2 separate regions of the Homo sapiens genome follow, and region 1 is linked to region 2. Evidence: read pairs that join two places in POLR2A ChIA-PET (ENCODE). Cell type or tissue: CD4-positive, alpha-beta T cell. All regions are shown on one strand. Each heading gives the region's core, and the rest is flanking DNA. Links, peaks and the distances in the headings are about the cores only.

The links. ChIA-PET counts read pairs that join two places held together with the same protein. Peaks named below come from ENCODE experiments on the same cell type or tissue, not always from the same donor. Only the 100,000 strongest peaks of a DNase experiment are listed, where the experiment ranks them.
Region 1: POLR2A ChIA-PET joins it to region 2 with 5 read pairs; 3 of 35 experiments call an interaction of 5 or more read pairs at or near these places.

The regions. Positions count from the first base shown.
Region 1 is chr1:91,624,619-91,634,984 of GRCh38, forward strand. No RefSeq gene overlaps it. Among named protein-coding and RNA genes, the nearest start is that of CDC7, 130 kb to the left of the region's middle. In CD4-positive, alpha-beta T cell, for the core only: no CTCF peak of the experiment used is centred there; no DNase peak of the experiment used is centred there.
Region 2 is chr1:91,867,508-91,877,873 of GRCh38, forward strand. The region is part of intron 1 of TGFBR3 (transforming growth factor beta receptor 3); the gene reads right to left. Among named protein-coding and RNA genes, the nearest start is that of TGFBR3, 13 kb to the right of the region's middle. RefSeq lists enhancers at 909-1,410, 1,411-1,910, 5,019-5,088. In CD4-positive, alpha-beta T cell, for the core only: no CTCF peak of the experiment used is centred there; a DNase peak (open chromatin) is centred at 5,274.

The sequences.
Region 1 (10,366 bases), core at 3,020-5,519, 240 kb before region 2:
AAACCAAGTACTGTGTGTTTTCACTTATAAGTGGGAGCTAAATGATGAGAACACATGGACAACTCGAACAACACACACTGGGGCCTACCTAAGAATGAAGGGTGGGAGGAGGGAGAGGAGCAGGAAAAAATAACTATTGAGTACTAGGTTTAGTACCTGGGTGACTAAATAATCTGTGCAACAAACAAATGCCCATGACACAAGTTTACCCATATAACAAACCTGCACATGTACCCCTGAATCTAAAATAAAAGGTTTTTTTAAATAAAAATAAACTTCTGTTTACCTCTCTCTTTTTTTTTTTTTATTTTAAAGCAAATCCCAGAAATCGTTTCATTTCACTTGTAAATACTTCTATTCAATTTCCGTATTTAAAGTCATTAGACCCTTTCAATCAGAAAGGAATCTGATTAGCCTGCCTCACCATTGTAAGCCCAGGCATACAAATGATCACTGGGCAGTCCATGGACTGGATGTCTTTGGATCAGGTGATCAACCCAGTTCAATCAAGAGTGGCTAGGCGGAACTGTGTTCATTATCACCAAATAACTGTGATGACACTGCTTCTCCACAAAGCCAACAGTTTTCAGTATAAGGAGGAATAGGCCTGGTACACACTGCACAACCTTGTTAAATCATCCCCAGATCACTGAGTTATCCACCAGGGCTGGGGCTAAGGTGAGGCAAAGGGGGGACTTGCTTCAGGCACAAAATTTAGGGGGAGCCAAAACGTTCAGTAATCAAGATAAATAACATTTTAATGCAATCCTTTAATGAATCAAAATTACTTTTAGAAAATCCACAGTGAAGAAAATATCAAAATGTTAAATAAGGACAGAAGTTGTCTACAAAAGTAATAAACTTGCTGCAGTGAATGACTGTCTTGTGTATTCAGGTACTTTACATACGTTAGAGCATTAACTCCTCATAACCCCATAAGAAAGGTTATGATTAGCTAGTCTTAGGAAAATTCTTGACATAAAATTGCATTTCAATCTATTCTTGGATAAAAAAGCATTTATTGGTGAAGTTAAATGTAAGGTATCAGAAACTCCATAGAGACTCCTACAAAAAAGTAACCATATTCTCCTTTTTTAAAACATCTTTTTCTCTTTTCCCAGTATGCCCAGTTCAACCATCTAACTTGCTTAGAAAAACAAGACTTTTCCAAGAGAAACAACATTTAAATCAAATAAAATCCTTACAACAACAGTGTTTTTAAACGTGATTGTTTCAAGATTCTGATATGCCCGACAGGCTGAGTTTTGAAACTTCGAGTTGGGACGCTTTATCACTCAGGGGACCGCTTCTTCAGGGGAATTTTATAGCTGCACTTTGAAAGTTGCAGGGAGAGGGTTTTTTGCCTTTGAGCTGTGATATCTCTTCAACAAAAAGGGGGTTTTCATTATTATTATTTACAGTGAAACCTAGTGACAGGCAGCTACTATTAATCATTCACTTATTCACCATTGGGGGTCCTCATGGTTTACAGCACTATGCTTGGGACACAACTACAAAATAAGATAACCAAAGTCCCTGCTTTCGTGGGACTCACATTTGGTTTTGTATTGTTTTGTTTTGTTTTTTACTTTTTTTTCCCTTAAACTCAGTGGGAAGAATGACCTTTGATTTTTAGTATTATGATAGGGCTTAGCATGGCATGTTGCATTTAGGACCTAATTTTCTTATATTAAAAAAATGTTAATTTGTGCAATTATAAGAAAAATGGGAAATACATTCAACTTCAACTAAAGTCTGAACGCACTAGAATATCCCCAAGTCAGTAACAATCCTTAGACCTATGTTACCATTCTCCTAAACATTCTAGCCCATTAATGGCTTATTAATCCCCTAGCTAAACATTTAATAACTAACAAATTTGCTTGTGCCACATGGTTTGTGTGAATTTAAAAATCCTATGATTTTTCCCTTTCTTCTAAACTGCTTTTCCGAAAACCATTCAAGAAACCAATAAGGAGTTAGGTGAACTCTGCCCTTTATGATCTTATCATAGAAATGAATAAGGGTGGCTAATTTAATGACAACTTTAACCTCCTTTTCAAATTATTTCTGCCCATAAAAATGTTTTTATATGGTACCAGATAACTCCCAGCTGCTCTATGTGCTGAGACATGCCTTTTCTGGTAATACCATAGGACTCCAATGGTACAATCACAATACACAGAGATACTCTCCCTGACTTTCCAGATCTTCGACAGTTCTTAGGAGCTGGGCCTAGCACTGCTGGAACTACCTTTCATTAAAATACTACTGGTTCTATAGTTTATATTACTCCCTTTAAAATCTTACTAATTTCCAGACACTTGTTTTCCTGAATAAAAATGTCTCAAGGCTCCATAGTCACATACTACCTTTGCATTAAAATGCAATTGCAGCTAAAATCAGGAATGAAAGCAGGACATCACTACTGATCTTAGAAAAACAAAAGGGATTATAATGTAATATTATAAACAACTGTATATCAACAAAATAGACAACTTAGATGAAATGGACAAATTTCCAGAAAGACACATACTACAGAAACGGACTCAGGAAGAAGTAGAAAACCTGAATAGGCCTGTCAGGCCTCTGAGCCCAAGCTAAGCCATCATATCCCCTGTGACCTGCACGTATATATCCAGATGGCCTGAAGCAACTGAAGATCCACAGAAGAAGTGAAAATAGCCTTAACCGATGACATTCCACCATTGTGATTTGTTTCTGCCCCACCCTAACTGATCAATATACTTTGCAATCTCCCCTGTCCTTAAGAAGGTTCTTTGTAATCTCCCCCACGCTTAAGAAGGTTCTTTGGAATTCTCCTCACCCTTGAGAATGTACTTTGTGAGATCCACCCCCTGCCCCCAAAACATTGCTCCTAACTCCACCGCCTATCCCAAAACCTGTAAGAACTGATGATAATCCCACCACCCTTTGCTGACTCTCTTTTCGGACTCAGCCTGCCTGCACCCAGGTGAAATAAACAGCCATGTTGCTCACACAAAGCCTGTTTGGGGGTCTCTTCACAGGAACACGTAAGACAAGACCGATAACAAGTAAAGAGACTAAATTCGTAATTTTAAAACTTCTCCTAAAAAAATGTCCAGGTTGTCAGGCTGGGCGCCGTGGCTCACGCCTGTAATCCCAGCAGTTTGGGAGGCCGAGGCGGGCAGATCACAAGGTCAGGAGATCGAGACCATCCTGGCTAACACGGTGAAACCCCGTCTCTACTAAAAATACAAAAAATTAGCCGGACGAGGTGGCGGGTGCCTGTATTCTCAGCTACTCGGGAGGCTGAGGCAGGAGAATGGCGTGAACCCAGGAGGCGGAGCTTGCAGTGAACCGAGATCGCACCACCGCGCTCCAGCCTGGGCAACAGAGCCAGACTCCGTCTCAAAAAAGAAAAAAAAAAGGTTCCAGGTCCTGATGCCTTTAAACTGATGAATTCTACCAACCATTTAAAGAATAATTAAAACCAATCTTTCACAAACTTTTTTAGAAAATAGGAGAGAAGCGGCCAGGTGCGGTGGGTCACGCCTGTAATCCCAGCACTTTGGGAGGCCTAGGTGGGCGGATCACGAGGTCAGGAGATGGAGATCATCCTGGCTAACACGGTGAAACCCCGTCTCTACTAAAAAATACAAAAAAAATTAGCTGGGCATGGTGGCGGGTGCCTGTTGTCCCAGCTACTCGGGAGGCTGAGGCAGAAGAATGGCGTGAACCTGGGAAGCGGAGCTTGCAGTGAACCGAGATCGCACCACTGCACTCCAGCCTGGGCGACAGAGCGAGACTCCATCTCAAAAAAAAAAAAAAAAAAAAAAAAAAGAAAGACAATAAGAGAGAATACTCCCAAATATGTTATGTAAAGGCAGCATTACCCTGATACCACACCAAACAAAGACATCACGAGAAAACTACAGACCAATATCTCTTATGAATATAGACACAAAAATCCTCAGTAAAATACTAACAAATCAAATCCAGCAATTTGTAAAGAAGATTATATACCATGACCAAGTGGGATTTATCCTAGAAATGCAAGGTTGGTCTAACATCAGAGAATCAATTTATGTAAGATACCATATCAACAAAATAAAAACAAAAATTAGTCCTGGTGTGGTGGTTCATGCCTGTAATCTCAGCACTTTGGGAGGCCAAGACAGGAGGATTGCATGAGCCCAGAAGGTAGAGGCTGCAGTGAGTTATGATACCCCATCTCTAAAACAACAACCAAAAAAAAAATTTAAAACTAATTAGATGATCATCCCAACAGATGCAGAAAAAGCGTTTGACAAGATCCAACACCCATTCATGATAAAAATATTTAACAGTTTGGGAATAGAAGGTAACTTCCTCAACCTGCTAAAGACTATCCACAAAAGACTGACAGCTAACATCATACTTTGAATAAAAGACTGACTGTTTTCCTCTAAAGATTAGGAAACAAACAAAGATATCTGCTCTTGCCACTTTTATTGAATATTGTACTAGAAGTTCTAGTCAGTGCAGTAAGGCAAGAAAAGGGTATAAAAGGCATCCCAGTTGGAAAAGAAGAAGTAAAACTCACTATTTCAGCAAGGCTGTAAAATATAAGATCAATATACAGATATCAGTTGTATTTCTATATACTATACATTAATAACCTAAAAAAGAAATGAAAAAAGCAATTTTATTTACAATAGCATCAAAAAGAACAAAATACTTAGGAATAAATTTAATAAAATAAGTGTAAGATATATACATTGAAAACAAAACATCACTGAAAGAAATTAAATACTTAAATAAATGAAAGGCATTTCATGTTCAAGGATTGGCAGGCTTAATGTTATTAAAATGACAATACTCCTTAAATTGATCTATAGATTCAGCACAGTCCCTATTAAAATCCTAGCTGTCTTTTTTTCAGAAATTAGTAAGTTGGCCCTAAAATTTACACAGAGACAAGGGACCCAGAATAGCTAAAAAAAAAAAAAAATCTTGAAAAAAGAAGAACAAGGTTGAAGGACTCATATTTTCTGATTTCAAAGTACTTCAAAACTACAGCAATCAAGACAGCATTTTACTGGGGCATAAAGATAGATATATAGATTAATGGAATAGAATTGAGAGTAGAGAAATAAATCCTTATATTTATGATCGATTGATTTTTGACAAGTGTACCAAGACTTTTTTCTCCAATGGGGAAGAAATAGTCTTCCACAAATGGTTCTGTGAAAACTGGACATCCACATGCAAAAGAATGAAGGTGAATCTCTTCCTTACACCATACACAAGAATTAGCTCAAAATGGATTATAGAACTAAGTGAAAGAGATAAACCTATACAATGTAACACTTAGAATAAAAAGGGCCAGGTACAATCCCAGCACTTTGGGAGGCAAGGGCAAGAGGATTGCTTGAGACCAGAAGTTTGAGACCAGCCTAGGCAACAAAGTGAGACCCTGTTGCTACAAGAAATTGAAAAAAAAAAAAACAAAAAAAAACAGCTAGTCAGGTATGGTGGCATGTGCCTATAGTTCCAGCTACTCTGGAGACTGAGGTGGGAGGATAAATTGTTTGAGCCTGGGAGGCTGAGGCTATGGTGAGCCAGGATTGCCACTACACCCAAGCTTGGGCAACAGAGCAAGACCCTTCTTCAAAAAAGAAAAGAAAAAAAACATAAAAATAAATCTTTGTGACCTTAGGTCAAGAGTCTTCTTAGATTCAACAGCAACAGCACAAGTGAAAAAACTAAGATAAATTTGACACCATTAAAATTAAAACTTTCTTCCCACTGATACTATCAAAAAAGTAGAAAAACAAGCCATCAAATAGGAGCATATATTTGCAAAATATATGTATGATAAGGAACTCTAGAATATATGAAGAACTCTTACAATTCAATAACAATTATAAAACAGGGTAAAAGTTCAGAATATTTTCTCCAAAGATATATAAACAACCAATTAGCATATGAAAAGATGTTTCATATCATTAGTTATTAGGTAAATGTAAATAAAAACCACAATGAGATATTACTTTACACCCACTAAGATGGCTAAAATTTTTTTTTAAAGGTAATAACAAGTGTTGCTGAGAACACAGACAAATTGGAGCTCTTATACACTGCTGGTGGAAGTGTAAACTGGTATAGCTAATTTGAAAAACAATCTAGAAGTTCCTCATGAAGGCCAAATATAGAATTACCATGTGACCCAGCAATTTCAGTTCTAGGTATGGACCCAAAAGAAGTGAAAACATACATCCACACAAAAACTTGTACATGAATGCTCATAAAAGCATTATTAATAATAGGCAAAAACAAATGTCTATAAACTGATGAATAAATAAAATGTCTTGTAGCCACACAGTGGAATATTATACAGCCATGAAAAGAAATGAAGTTTTAATACATACTACAGCATGAATGAAACTTGAACATTATGCTAAGTGAAAGAAGGAAGTCACAAAAGACACACATTGTATGATTCTGTTTCTATGAAATGTCTAGAATAGACAAATCTATAGAGACAAAAAGTAAGTTTAGTGGTTGCCTAGGGCTGGGGGGATTGGGGAGAAGAAGGGGAGCAACTGCTGATGGGAACAGGGTTTCCCTGTTTTAAAATTAGATTGCGGTGACAGTTACACAACTGTGAATATACTAAAAACCATTGAATTGTATGGGTAAATTGTATAGTATGCAAATTATATCTCAATAAAACTGTTAAAAATGCAATTGCAGGGATTCGTGTTGGATACAAAATTAATTAAAATAATATGTTAATTTTTAACCTCCTGAATCTTAGTTTATTAAACTGTAAAATTCAGATAATGCCTTCAAAAGTTTTTATGAAGAAATTATTGATTCCTTCATTCATTTATTCAACAAAAATATTTGTTGAGTGCACCCTAGGTGCAAGTACTATTCTAGGTGTAGGGGATAGAGCAAAGAACATAACCTAGCCCTTGTAATGCTAACGTTCCAGTAAGAGGAGACAATCAAATGACGCATGTGTTAGGTGAGAATTTGTGTTGCAGAAAAAGTATATACACAAATATATGTAAATTTCATATATATATATGAGGAATGGGAAGAAGGTGAATAGGGTGATGGATGGAATGTTTCATTTTAAGTTGATCAGGAAAGGCTTCACTGAGAAGGTGACATTTTAGGGAAGTCCTGAGGGAGCAAGTCCTGTGGTTAATCTGGGGGTGAAGCACTCCTGGTAGAAAAAGGCCTTGAGGCAGCAGTCTGCCTCTGGGTGTTCTAGAAGCAGTAAGAAAGCCAGCTCAGCGACAGCTGAGTGACAGAGAGGGGAGAGAAAAGATGATGGGGTGTAAGGTGTGTTGGGTGAGGGTCGGGGGAGGTACAAAGGAAGACTGGACCAGATCACGTAGAGCCTTACTATAGATTGTTGTAAGAAATCTGGCTTTTTTCTCTGAGCCAGAAGAGCCATCAAAGGATTTTGACCAGATTATCACACTGATCTGATTTACATGTAAATACCTATGGCTGCTCTGTTGAAAATAGACCGCAGGGCTGCAGCATCAGGAAGACCAATGGAAGACTGCCTCAGTGGGACAGGAAGGTGGCTTAGGGTGCTAGTGGAGGAGGTGATTAGGAAGGATTAGCATCTGTATATATTTTGAATGAGGAACCAACAGGATTTATGGACAGATCAATTGGGAAGTGTGGGAGAGAGACTTAAATGAAAGAGAAATAAAGATGAGTTAATAGGGCCGGGCACGATGGCTCACACCTGTAATCCTAGCACTTTGGGAGGCCAAGACGGGTGGATAGTTTGAGGCCAGGAGTTCAAAACCAGCCTGGCCAACATGGTGAAACCCGGTCTCTACTGAAAATACAAAAAATTAGCCAGGCATGGTGGTGGGCACCTGTAATTCCAGCTACTCGGGAGGCTGAGGTAGGAGAATCACTTGAACCCAGGAGGCGGAAGTTGCAGTGAGTCAAGATCACGTCACTGCACTCCAGCTTGGGCAAGAAGAGGGAAACTTTGTCTCAAAAAAAAGAAAATGAGTTAATAGATGTTAAATGCCTAAGCATTGGTAAACAGAAACCATTGACTACTTTTCAGCTGTTATTATTATTATTACTAATTCCTGTTTTGAGAGGTAATGTATAGAACCTATAAGTAGTACTTAACATAAGCTATTCTTATTAAATCCCAGAGAGAAGCCTTAACAGGAGTTTGTGTCCTCTCTGCAAGGCTGGGTGATGGGCAGCTGAAAAAGCGTCGAGGCTCAAGATGAATGAAATAAGAACTTCAAGTTCAGTCCTTAAATCCTATTTGAACCTGAGGTCCTTGCTAAGGCTGTTGGGTAAGATCGCTAAGTGCCCATACTCCCACCTCTCTCTCCCTGTACTCAGAACCTTCATTGCCTTCTTTTGAGCATTGTAGAGAATGTTTTCTCTTAGTTACCATCTTCAGTATTGTTTTTTCAACAATATTAGTGTGTTTTTACTAAAAAGGCATGCATATTCAATTCAGAGAATTTATAAAACATTGAGAAAAAAGTAAAACTATTCAGAAATAATATCACTCTAATATTTTTCTCAGATGGATACTTTTTAAATTAAAAATGGGATTATACTACACATACTGTTTTGAAGCCCTCTTTATTCATTTAACAATACATTGTTTCTTAACAATAAATACTGTTCTATAACATCATTTTCAATGGTACATAATGGAGAACCGAATTATGTATTCCCTATTGTTCAATGCTTAGGCTATTTATAACTTTTTGGCATTAGAAGCAGTCCTATCAATGAGTGTCATTACCTATATATTGTCAAGGAAAAAATTTCAACAAACTGAGTTTAAAGATCTAATTGGCTTTATTAGTGATTCATGAATCAGGCAGCATCTCATGTACAGAATAGAAAGGTGTTCTCCTGGGCATGGCAGAACAGTTGGTTTTTGTAAGGTAGCTTGAGCAGCAACAAGGGAACAGCAGAGTGCAAAAAGTGAATTGGTTAACAGCAGGTTACTTCAGGTTACTTTCCTTATATGGCTAAAGTAGAGGGAGCTTCCTTATGCTGATTCAGTTTGTCAAGGCTTTTTTGGGTTTTTGTTGTTGTTGTTGTTTGAGACAGAGCCTTGCTCTGTGGCCCGGTCTGGAGTGCAGTGGCAGGATCATGGCTCACTGCAACTTCCACCTCCCGGATTCAAACGATTCTCATGCCTCAGCCTCCCAAGTAGCTGGGACCACAGGCATGCACCACCACACCAGGCTAATTTTTTTGTCTTTTTAGTGGAGACGGGGTTTCGCTATGTTGGCTAGGCTGGTCTCAAACTCCTGGCCTCAAGTGATTCGCCCACCTCAGCCTCCCAAAGTGCTGGGATTACAGGCGTGAGCCACTGTGCCCAGCTGACCAGGCCTTTTTGGATAGGTTGCTGTGATCTCCTGTTTTCTGGAAAACTGATCTAAGTACAGCTTGATTATGAAGCACAAGTGAGTCCATTCTGGTTTGGTCTGGTCTGTTCAGCCAACTGCAGGAACTGAGTCCAAACCAATGGCCTCCCATAAACTTTATTTAACAATATCTTTGCAGCATTCTGATTGATTTCCCAGGAGAGATCTAGAAGTGGAGCTGCTGAGTCCAAGAGCATTCATAATGCTTTTTTTATTTTTAATTTTTTTAGAGACAGGGTTTCACTCTGTCACTGAGGCTGGAGTGCCGTGGCACAATCATAGCTCACTGCAGCAGACTTGCACTCCTGGGCTCAAGTGATCCACCTGCCTCAACCTCCCAAGTAGCTGGGACTACAGGTTTGCCCCACCACACCTGGCTAATCACAATGCTTTTGATACATGTTACCACCAACCTGATAATGATCCATTTAAGCCACCCATTTTTATGACTGAAGACTCCTTAGATTCCCTAGGCTTCCTCCCAGAGGAACGTGGTAGGACAGAATTTTAAACTACGAAGAACTTCAAGTTCAGTCCTTACATCCTATTTGAATGTGAAATAACTTCACCTCTCTGTTTTTCAATGCCTTCATTTGTCAAATGAAGCTACAGTACTTTCCTCAATGCAATGAAAAAGCCCCTTGAAAAGATTATGAATTCCCAAAGCACATATTACTTATATCAAAGAATCTTTAAAGACCAGGCCCTGTCCTTAAAATCATCCTTTATCCTAGAGAAGAGGGAATGGACCTCCTTTGTCTTCCAAGCCATCTTTTCCTGTTATATTGTAAGTCACATCTGGAAACTTACTGAATTGAGATCTGGGAACAAGAAACCAAGAACTCAATAACTGATTGTCAGAAACAGCAACCTGTACTTGCTGCCTAGAGCAAGTGGGCATTCCAGCAGGAAGGCCATAGGATGCAGCAGAGGTGGCTTCCTTCTCAGCA
Region 2 (10,366 bases), core at 4,120-6,619:
CAAGCACAACACACCTCACTCCCAAGGAAAATACAGGAAAAAGGGAGGGTGGGTGTTGACACATTTCACAAAGTTGGAAAAGACCATGTTTTATTCAAACTCACAAACTAGGATGGCTTTTTCACCCACCCTTGCAATACTCTAAGAACCACCTTTTCACATTTAAGATTTTTGCATCCAAAGGTTTCTGTACCTTTTCATTTATAAGGGTGTCTGCTTTTAAGCTAGAATTAATAAAGAACTGTATTTGGGGGTTCAAAACCTGGCTTACCCAGCTGTGTTACATTGGAAAAGTCATTTAGCCCCTACCACGCCCTCATCTGTAAAATGGTAGCAATATTTTGATTATAATATAAGACAGAATATAGGCATGGTACCTAAAACAATACCTGGCCCACACAGTCTATTTTATTTTATTCTTTCTTTTTTGAGATGGAGTCTCACTCTGCCACCCAGGCTGGAGTGCAGTGGCACGATGTCAGCTCACTGCAACCTCTGCCTTTGGGTTCAAGCAATTCTCTTGTCTCAGCCTCCCAAATAGCCAGGATTACAGGCATGTGCCACCACGCCTGGCTAATTTTTGTATTTTTAGTAGAGACAGGGTTTCGCCATGTTGGCCCAGCTGGTCTCGAGCTCCTGACCTCAGGTGATCAACCCACCTCAGCCTCACAATGTGCTGGGATTACAGGTGTGAACCACTGTGCTCGGCCCCACACTGTCTATTTTAAATAAATAATAGTCATTGGTATTTTTATGGTTAAAATATACCTAGACTTCCAAAAAGAAAATAAGCAAACTACTAGTAGCAAGGCAACAGAAATAGTTGTTTATAGCAAATTTTGTATTATTTTTGAGATTAGACTTTATCATCTAGAATTTCAAAAATTCCCTCCATCACAAAAAAATGATTCCAAATTCCATACAAGGTATGGGTTCTAAAGATACTCATAATGTAGCAAAACTGTCCAAATGGTGGTGAAGCCATTGCCTCAACATTTCTGGTATAAGTTACAGGGATCTGGCTGCAGGGCCCTTCTCGATTCTATTTGATGATTCCCAATTAGCTGCAGGGGTTCAGCTGGGGGCTGTGGAACTTGGTCTGGCACTGCCACCAAACCAACCAAGCTACCTAGAATGAGGAATCAGCTGTCATCAAAAAGGTTTAAATCATAAAGCTGTAATTATTCGAGCAAAATTCAGCATATCAGAATATTCTCAGGACAACAGTCATCCTCCCTCAGGCCCTAGCAAGCACCTGGCCATTGAAAAAAGCTTTTGATAGCCTGGACAACATAGTGAAACGCTGTCTCTACAAAAAATTTAAAAGTGCACCAGGTGTGGTGGTTTAGAGCCCAGGCATGTGAAACACTAAGAATTAAAACTCTTCAATGGTTGCCCACTGCCGTCCAGATAAACAGCAAAACTTCACATGGCCACCAACCATCGTCTAGTTAGTCCAAGCTCATCTTCTGCACACTCCAGCCACACTAGTGTCAATTCAGTCCCACAAAAGGGCCAAGTCCTCACCTTCCAAAAGTGATGTTCACTATATCGGAACTCAACATCCCTCCATGGTCCCTAGGATGGTCACTTTCTAACATCTTCAGGTCTCAGCAAAAGCCTTACTTCTTGAAGGAAGCCTCCTCTGATTCCCTTGGACCAAGTTAAACTTGGACACCTAGAACGCAGTACAACCCTTCAGGTTGTAATTATTATGTAATTATTTCCTTCCAAGTATGGCTTTCCCACTGTCTTAATTCCAGCAAGGCGGATCACAGTCTACCTACACTTGGCTGACAGCGGGCATCTAATGAGGGTACCACAGTGGACTACAGGTATAAATACTACTGTGCACACTACAATAAAAATAGTACAGGCCGGGAGTGGTAGCTCACACCTGTAATCACAGCACTTTGGTAGGCCAAGGTGGGCAGATCACTTGAGGTCAGGAGTTCCAGACCAACCTGGCCAACATGGTGAAATCACATCTCTACAAGAAATACAGAATTAGCCAGGTGTAGTGGCACATGCCTGTAATCTCAGCTACTCGGGAGGCTGAGGCAGGAGAACCGCTTGAACTCGGCAGGCAGAGGTTACAGTGAGCTGAGATCACGCCACTGCATTCCAGCCTAGGCAACAGAGCGAGACTCCGTCTCAAACAAAAGAAAAAAGAAAAAATAGTACAGCAGGATGATAAATTAGAACATTTCTCAATAACAAGAGTTATGTATAAGAACCTCAGGCATCCTCAAAGGAAAAGGAGGCAGGAGTGCGACCATCAGCATGTTTTACCAGCTCAGACCTTCTGCATCCTACTTCCCTCATTTCTAATATGAAGAAATTAAACAAGAAAATCTTTTATTCTATATCATACTATAATTGTCATTACATGGACTAATAATCCTGAATCCCTTCTAGAAAATGAGACTTCAAACACACTTGTGGAAATCTGAAATGCATAATTATGTAAAGGCTAGCAGGAATAACTTCACAAAACAGAAAAGTGTTATCCAAGAAAAATATTCAACTTGGCAACATAAGAATAAACAGAATATTAATACTACATTAGCTATTTTAATATATAACTTACGTAAACAAAAATTATTTAAATGCAGTATCTTCCCAACAATGTAAGCACACAAAAAACCTGAATTTTGTCAGATCTAACCATTTTATCACAATCTGCCATCTTTATGCTATTCCTCAAAGTCCAAGAACTCTACCAATAGTCCTCACCTCATTCCAAAAGAGACTTCTGATTAATCCCATCCTACTGTGAACATTCTGTCACTTATCATTTTGTGTATAATTTGTTCCATGTTATCTTCTAGTCAGAGCCAATTTGGAATGCTAGAACAGGTAGTATCTACTCCGACCCTTTAATTTTACAGATTAGCAAACCAAAAATTAGAAAGGCTCAACGACTGGCCCAGCTTTACACAGCTACTTAGTTACAAAGCCAAGACTTGTCCACATGCTGCTTTGTAATTATTCTGTGGTTGATCAAGTGTCTATACCTTATTCCCCTTCCTGTCAGAAGCTGACATCTCTGCTTTCTTCTGAACCCACAAAATGTCTGTTATCATCTACTGAACACCTATCATGTATATCACAATTTCCCATTTAATCTTCTCAACAATACAAGGAGACAGATGCCCTTTACTCCATTTTGTAGTGAGAAAGGTGAGGCTTCAAGATGCTAAGTAAGGCTGGGTACAGTGGTTCACACCTATAATCCCAGCACTTTGGGAGGCAGAGGCCAAAGGCTCCCTTGAAGCCAGGAGTTCATGACCAGCCTGGGAAACATAGAAAAAATAAAAATAATTTGAATATCAGGAGTTTCTGAAAATAAATAAATAAATAAATACAAACACAAATATTAGCCAGGCATGGTGGCGCATGCCAATAGTCCTAGCTACTTGGAAGGCTGAGGCAGGGGGATCACTTGAGCCCAGAAGTTCAAGGCTGCAAGTGAGCTACAATGGCACCACTGCACTCCAGCCTGGGCAACAGAGTGGGACTCTGCTCTGTCACCAAAAAAAAAAAAAAGATGCTAAGCAACCCCAAGTCACCAGCTTATAAATCCTGGCACCAGGACTTAAACCTAGGTCTGTCTAATTCCACGCCCATGCTCTTAACTACTACAAACAAGAGATCCTCCAGAAACAGCTGACTTTCAAAAAAAAGATAGGGACTGTGCCTATTACTAAGCCACTGTAGACATCAACCAGGCCCTGCATGGACACTCACTTTCTGGTGGTGGGTAGTCTGATGAGATCTGGCACAAGGGACAAATTATTTTGTTCTGAAACCAGGGTGGCAGGCCTTGATCAGCAGTTTTAGTTTACTTCATTCATTCACTCAACAAACATTTATTAGCGCCTACCCTGTCCTGGGCACTGTTCAGGGAGGTGGGCACATAGCAGCAAATTAAACACACTCCTGTTTTCACATAGGTTACCTTCTAAAGGTGGGGACAGACAAGACAACAAATAAATAATATGTCAAGGCATGAGAAGACCTAGGAAAGGAAAATAAAGCAGGTTAAGGAGAGAGAGTGATGACAGGAGGGATGCTATTTTAGACAGGGTGGTCAGAGAGGGCCTCCCAGACAAGGTAACATTTAAGCACAGAGGTAAGAGATAAAGCTATGACAATATCTAAAGGAAAAACCTCCCAGGCAGTGGGAATAGTGAGTGCAAAGGTCCTGAGGTAAGAGCATGCTTGGTTTGTCCTAGAAGCAGACTACAGTACAGCATAGTGGAAAGTGCGGGGCCCCCATAGCCTACCTGAGTTCAAATCCCCCACCTGCCTTTTCTAAGCAATATAATTTTGGGCAACTTACTTAAAGCTCCATGCCTGATCTATAAAGTAGAGATAATGATTCTACCTCCTTCATGGGATTGTTATGATGACTAACTAAATTAATAAATAAAGCACTTACTTCCTAGTATGTTGTTAGAATTCAGGAAATGGTAGCTTTGATTATTTTTAACTACTCACTGATAACTCAGCTCCATTCTAGACAATTTATTTTCAATGTGATACCTTTGAATCCCAGGGTGAATGACACTGCAGGCTTTGTACATGGCCAATAGCTTCCTCCTAAGCCTTTGCCTTTCTTGGCTGGGCTTCCTATCCCTGTAGGAACCATGCCGATGTTATCTCAATAAGAGCAGGAGGCAAATTCCTCTAACTTTACTATTACACTAATACAAATTATGTACTTCATTCCACATAATCCCTACCCATAAGAGTCTGACACTTCTTCAGAGCTGAATTTATTGCCCTGAGGATTTACGGTATTGGTTTCACAAGATGGGGTCCTGCCAATCCTGACTTCCCACTAGCATCATCAGCAGAAGCAAGCAGAAATTTCAGGGACAACCCCTTATCTTGAGAAGGGTTAAAACTTCACTTCGAAAGATGGTAATTTAATTTTAAAGAATCCGTTCTCCAATGTCCTTTTTGCCTAAAATTAAGATTTCTCTTCAAAGAAATTACAACATCAAAGCAAAACTCAAGAGTCATCTGGCCTAAAAGTCTCAAGACTGAGCACAGCCCCCAAGCAAGGCAGCTCTGGAAGGGACTGTGTAACCAGACAAGGGGATGGGCACAGAAACAAGGCAAGATGTCAGGGCTGCAAGGAAATTCTGCCCTGTTTCCCCCTGCCCTCTTCCCTAGCTCTTTTCTTTAACGTTGTGTTTGCTTTTCATCTTTGTAGCCTGCTGGGTTAAAGGGCAAACCACAGGCAGAGAGAAACCGCAGCAAGCCCATGCCTGTTAGAGGTAAAATGGGAGTCTTCCCAAACCACTTGTAAGGATGGGGGGACCCACAGGTGCTGCTTTGAGTCAGACATGAAAACGAGGTCAGTGTTCTAGTCCAACGAGTCTTAAATGAGGCTTTTTAAAAATCAGATTCTCCTTCCCCGAGATTGATGGTTTTCCCTTTTTTTGACGGGGTGGTGGGAGGGGGGGATAGGGTTTCACTCTGTCACTCAGGCTGGTGTGCAGTGGCATGATCATAGCTCACTGCAGCCTCGAACTCCTTGGCTCAAGCTATTCTCCCACCTCAACTACAGTCCCTTTAAGCAGGGACTACAGGTGTGCCCCACCACACCCAGCTGACTTTTTAAGATTTTTTTATGGAGATGGGGTCTCACTATGTTATCCAGGCTAATCTTGAATTCTTTGCCTCATATAATCCTCCTGCCTCAGCCTCCTAAAGCACTGGGATTATAGGGGTAAGCCATCACACCTGGCCAATTTTCCCTTCTTTTTTTTTTTTTTTTTTTTGAGATGGAGTCTCACTGTTTCCCAGGCTGTAGTGCAGTGGCACTATCTCAGATCACTGCAACCTCTCCCTCCCAGGTTTAAGCAATTCTCCTGCCTCTGCCTCCCAAGTAGCTGGGATTACAGGTGCCTGCCACCACGCCCAGCTAATTTTTGTATTTTTTTTTAGTAAAGATGGGGCTTTACCATGTTGGCCAGGCTGCTCTCAAACTCCTGTCCTCAAGTGACAGGAGTCCTCGAGACTCCTGTCCTCGGCCTCCAAAAGTGTTGGGATTATAGGCCTGAGCCAACACGCCTGGCCCAATTTTCCCTTTTTAATGCCCTGAGTGCACCTATAACTGGGGCTATAAGAAATCCATAAAATGGGCTGAGCGCTGTGGCTAACGCCTGTAATCCCAGCACTTTGGGAGGCCAAGGCGGGTGGATCACTTGAGATCAGAAATTCAAGACCAGGCTGGCCAACATGGTGAAACTCCGTCTCTACCAAAAATACAAAAAAAATTGGCTGGGCCTGATGGCATGTGCCTGTAATCCCAGCTACTTGGGAGGATGAGGCAGGAGAATGGCTTGAACCCGGGAGGCAGAGGTTGCAGTGAGCCAAGATTGTGCCACTGCACTCTAGCCTGGGTGACAGAGTGAGACCCTGCCACAAAAAAAAAAAAAAGAAATCCATAAAATGCTTCTTATTCATTTAATAATGTTTATCAAGTGCCTGCTTCATGCCAGGACTGTTCCAGGTGTGGGTATTCAACAGAGAACAAAACATAAAAATCCCTGCCCTGATGGAGCTTTCATTCTAGCTAAAGGAGACAGACTATAAACAAGATACATAATTATATATTATATAGAGACCAATGCTAAGAAAACAAAGCAGAAAAGGGAGAGACAAAGTATGTGTGTGGGGTTTTGGTTTGGTTTGTCTGTTTTGAGTAAGGACCTAACAGAAGCGAATTCTGTAGCTATTTGGGGAAAAACATTCCAAGCAAAGGAAACAGCACATGCAAAGGCCCTGAGACAGAGCGTATCTGGCGTGCTCAGGGACCAACAGTCAGGTGCGGCAGCTGGAGCAGATTGAGCAGCCTAGAGAGCACAAGAGGGAAGTCAACTGGGTCACCAGCATAAGAGTGGTGGGCTGGTTGGGCAGGGCTTTGCAGATCACTGTAAGAATTCTGGCTTTTATTCTGAGAAAGACAAGAATAAACAGTAGAGTGGTTTTTTGGTTTTTTGGTCACTCTGTCACCAGACTGGAGTGCAGTGGTGCAATCTCAGCTCACTGCAACCTCCGTCTCCTGGGTTCAAGCGATTCTCCTGCCTTAGCCTCCCGAGTAGCTGGGATTACAGGCGCCCACCACCATGCCAGGCTAATTTTTTTTTTAGTAGAGACGGGGTTTCACCATGCTGGCCAGGCTGGTCTCAAACTCCTGACTTTGTGATCCGCCTGCCTCAGCCTCCCAAAGTGCTGGGATTACAGGCGTGAGCCACTGCGCCCAGCCTAGAGTGTTTTAAGCAAGGGAATGAAGGAATCTGACTTAGGTTTTATCACAATCATTCTGGCTATTGGGTGGGAACTAGGCTGCAGAGGGGCAAGAAGAGAAACACTGCTCTCTGGTTGTTCTCATCTTTAGAGAAACTTAAGGAAGATTATTCTAAGCCCCACTGTAACCCTAAACTCTATGATTCTGAGTTGATTTTCTGTGTCTTTTCTATAGCTATAATTTATATCAACTGTAAGCCTGATCTTTCCCCAAAGCCATAACTGAAGTGGGCTGAAATGAAGAATTCCATTTGACAATATATCTATAAACCAGGCCCATGCTACACACCTAGAATACCAAGATGGTAAGACTCAATCCTGCTCTGGGGAATCTGCCGAAGGAAAAACAACATTCTCACGAGGCAGCAAGAGAAGCACCTGCCAGGAGGAGCCACATGAAGCCCCACTGGAGGAGCTGGCAGCAGTGAGAGCCTGGAAGAGTAAGCAGGAACCCCCATAGAGAAGGAGGGACATGGGAAATACAGAAGGTGACACTGTGGAGGCTGTGGACCACAGAGAAGTAATATGGTGGCTTTTGGACTGTAACAGAAAAATCTACAGAACAACCAGATGGCACTGTCCGATAGGCTGTTGGAAATATGGGTGTGAAAAAACAGGGAGCTGCTGATATTGAAGCACAGAAATATGAGCAACTCAATGTAGACTGAAAAGACAAGAAAAAGAAAAGAAGAGGGGAGAGGAGAGGAGGAAAGGAAAATGCAACCTTGGAAAATGTCAACCCATAGGGATCAAGCATTGAAAAGGAAGACTGGGCTGGGCACTGTGGCTCACGTCTATATTCCCAGCATTTTGGGAGGCTGAGGCAGGCAGATCACCTGAGGTCAGGAGTTCAAGACCAGCCTGGCCAACATGGCAAAACCTTGTCTCTACTAAAAATAGAAAAATTAGCTGGGCATGGTGGCGCACACCTGTAATCCCAGCTACTCGGGCGGGGGGGGGGGGTGGGAGTGTGCAGCTGAGGGAGGAGAATTGCTTGAACCCAGGAGGCGGAGACTGCAGTGAGCCAACGTCGTGCCAATGCACTCCAGCCTGGGCAACAGAGTGAGACTCCGTCTCAAAAAAAAAAAAAAAAAAAGAAAGAAAAAGAAACAAAATGGAAGACTGAAGAGACATCCGGAACATAAGAGGAAAACCAGGAGAACTCGTTTCAGGGAAACCAAGAAAAAAAATGGGGGAAAAAGGATAGTAAAGCAGCAAATGCAACTTTGCACTCCGTACTTCACACCTCTTCTAGCACCTCATGGGGGTGTGGTGGGGGTGTGGTGGGCGTGGGAGCCAGCAGCAGGCAGAAGAGTAAATGGGAGGTGAGAAGAAAAGCACCAAGAGCTAAAACACATTAGCCTCAGTGACAAGACTAAGAGTTATCAAAGATTATGCAGCATCAGGAAAGTCTTATTCAACACTCTGTGGAGGTGTAAGGTGTGAGAAACAGGAACTAAGACCTGCCGGGGCTGATCTTCTGGCAGTGGAAAGGAGATTTCTTAGTTAACACCTAGGTCTCACAGGACCACTAATCCTGAAACTAGCAGTAGGCATCCCGAAAGGCTAGTTGCTTCTGACAAGTGCTGAGGACAATATATTCACCCACACATCATCCAAATGCTAGGCTTCGCACCTCCATACCTTTCCCACACTAACATCCCTAGTTTTCTCCTCCAGCAGAATAATGCTAGGCAGCAGGGACTACATTTCAGTTCAAAGCATGGTAAAAAAATTCATATAACAAAAACCATAGCACCACTACCAGGTATGATGCTGTGAGCCCATAACCTGGGACCATTCAGGCAGGAAAAGGCTTTACCAAAAACACAAGCTGGGTCCCGGAACACTGGACCCAAACCCTTTCATGTCAGCAAAAACTGCCTAAATGCTCTTCTATTTGCTCTCTGAGAAACAAAAAGAAGCCGAAGGAGGAAAAGGCCTTTAATCCTAAAATTATTCTTAATTTCCAATACAGAGCATTTGAGAAAAATCTGAAAGCCAACAGAAAAACTAGCAGATTCTTTAAAATGTGTGTCTACAGTCCTTTCTCCTTTACCCTCTGCAAAAAAAAAAGCAACCCAACTCCCAAATGATCATTTTTCTTGGCTTAATTTCACTATTTTTTGTGATACATAATTGGAAACAGACTGCTTTTTCCTGGCTTTAGAGAACAGGATCTTCAGGGTTATAAGAGTTGCCAACTACAGAACCTCAACCTTAGCAAAATTTTTTTGCAAACCTCTTACCTATCTACCTACTTGAAATACATATTAACTCCAAAGAAAACACGTAAATCCCCTATTATTATGCAAAAGTGGATTTTCTCCCAACAAATTAGACACTCCTCTCCTTTTCCTAGCCTACCCATTGAAATCCTGCTCTGTGTTCAGCTATGTCCCATTCAAACATGACCAAAAGCCCTAACCAGCATGGTATCTAGATGGGATACTTTTTGGAAGCATTTTCTTTTTTCTTCATATTTTCTTTTTTTGTGTGTGTGGTGGGGGTAGGGACAAGGTCTCACTCTGTCACCCAGGCTGGAGTGCAGTGGTATGATCATGACTCACTGCAGCCTCGACCTCCTGGCTCAAGCCATCCTCCTGCCTCAGCCTCCTGAGAAGCTGGGACTACAGGCACACACCACCATGCCTGGCTAATTTTTAACTGACATTTTCAGGAATTTAGTAGAATTGGTTCTACAGGAAAGCTCCTTATTTAGCCCACACAGTGAATGAAATTAAAACCTGGAACGTCTTAGAGAACAACCACTCTAACAATGAAATAAAGATGCCACAAATTGAAAAAAGATATAAATATGGAAAAATGTGAAATGCAACAAGTAGGTCATCCTTCCCCTAGCTCCTGTGTCAAAAACATGATACATCCAATGGCTGTACAGCTATTGTAACGAATAATGAGTATGACAGCTTAAAAGCTCAAAGACAAGTGTCTTTACAAAATGGGCTGTTGGCATAAGTATTTTTTTCAGGATTCAGATGATTTATCACGAATACATAACAAGTAGCAATCTCTCTAA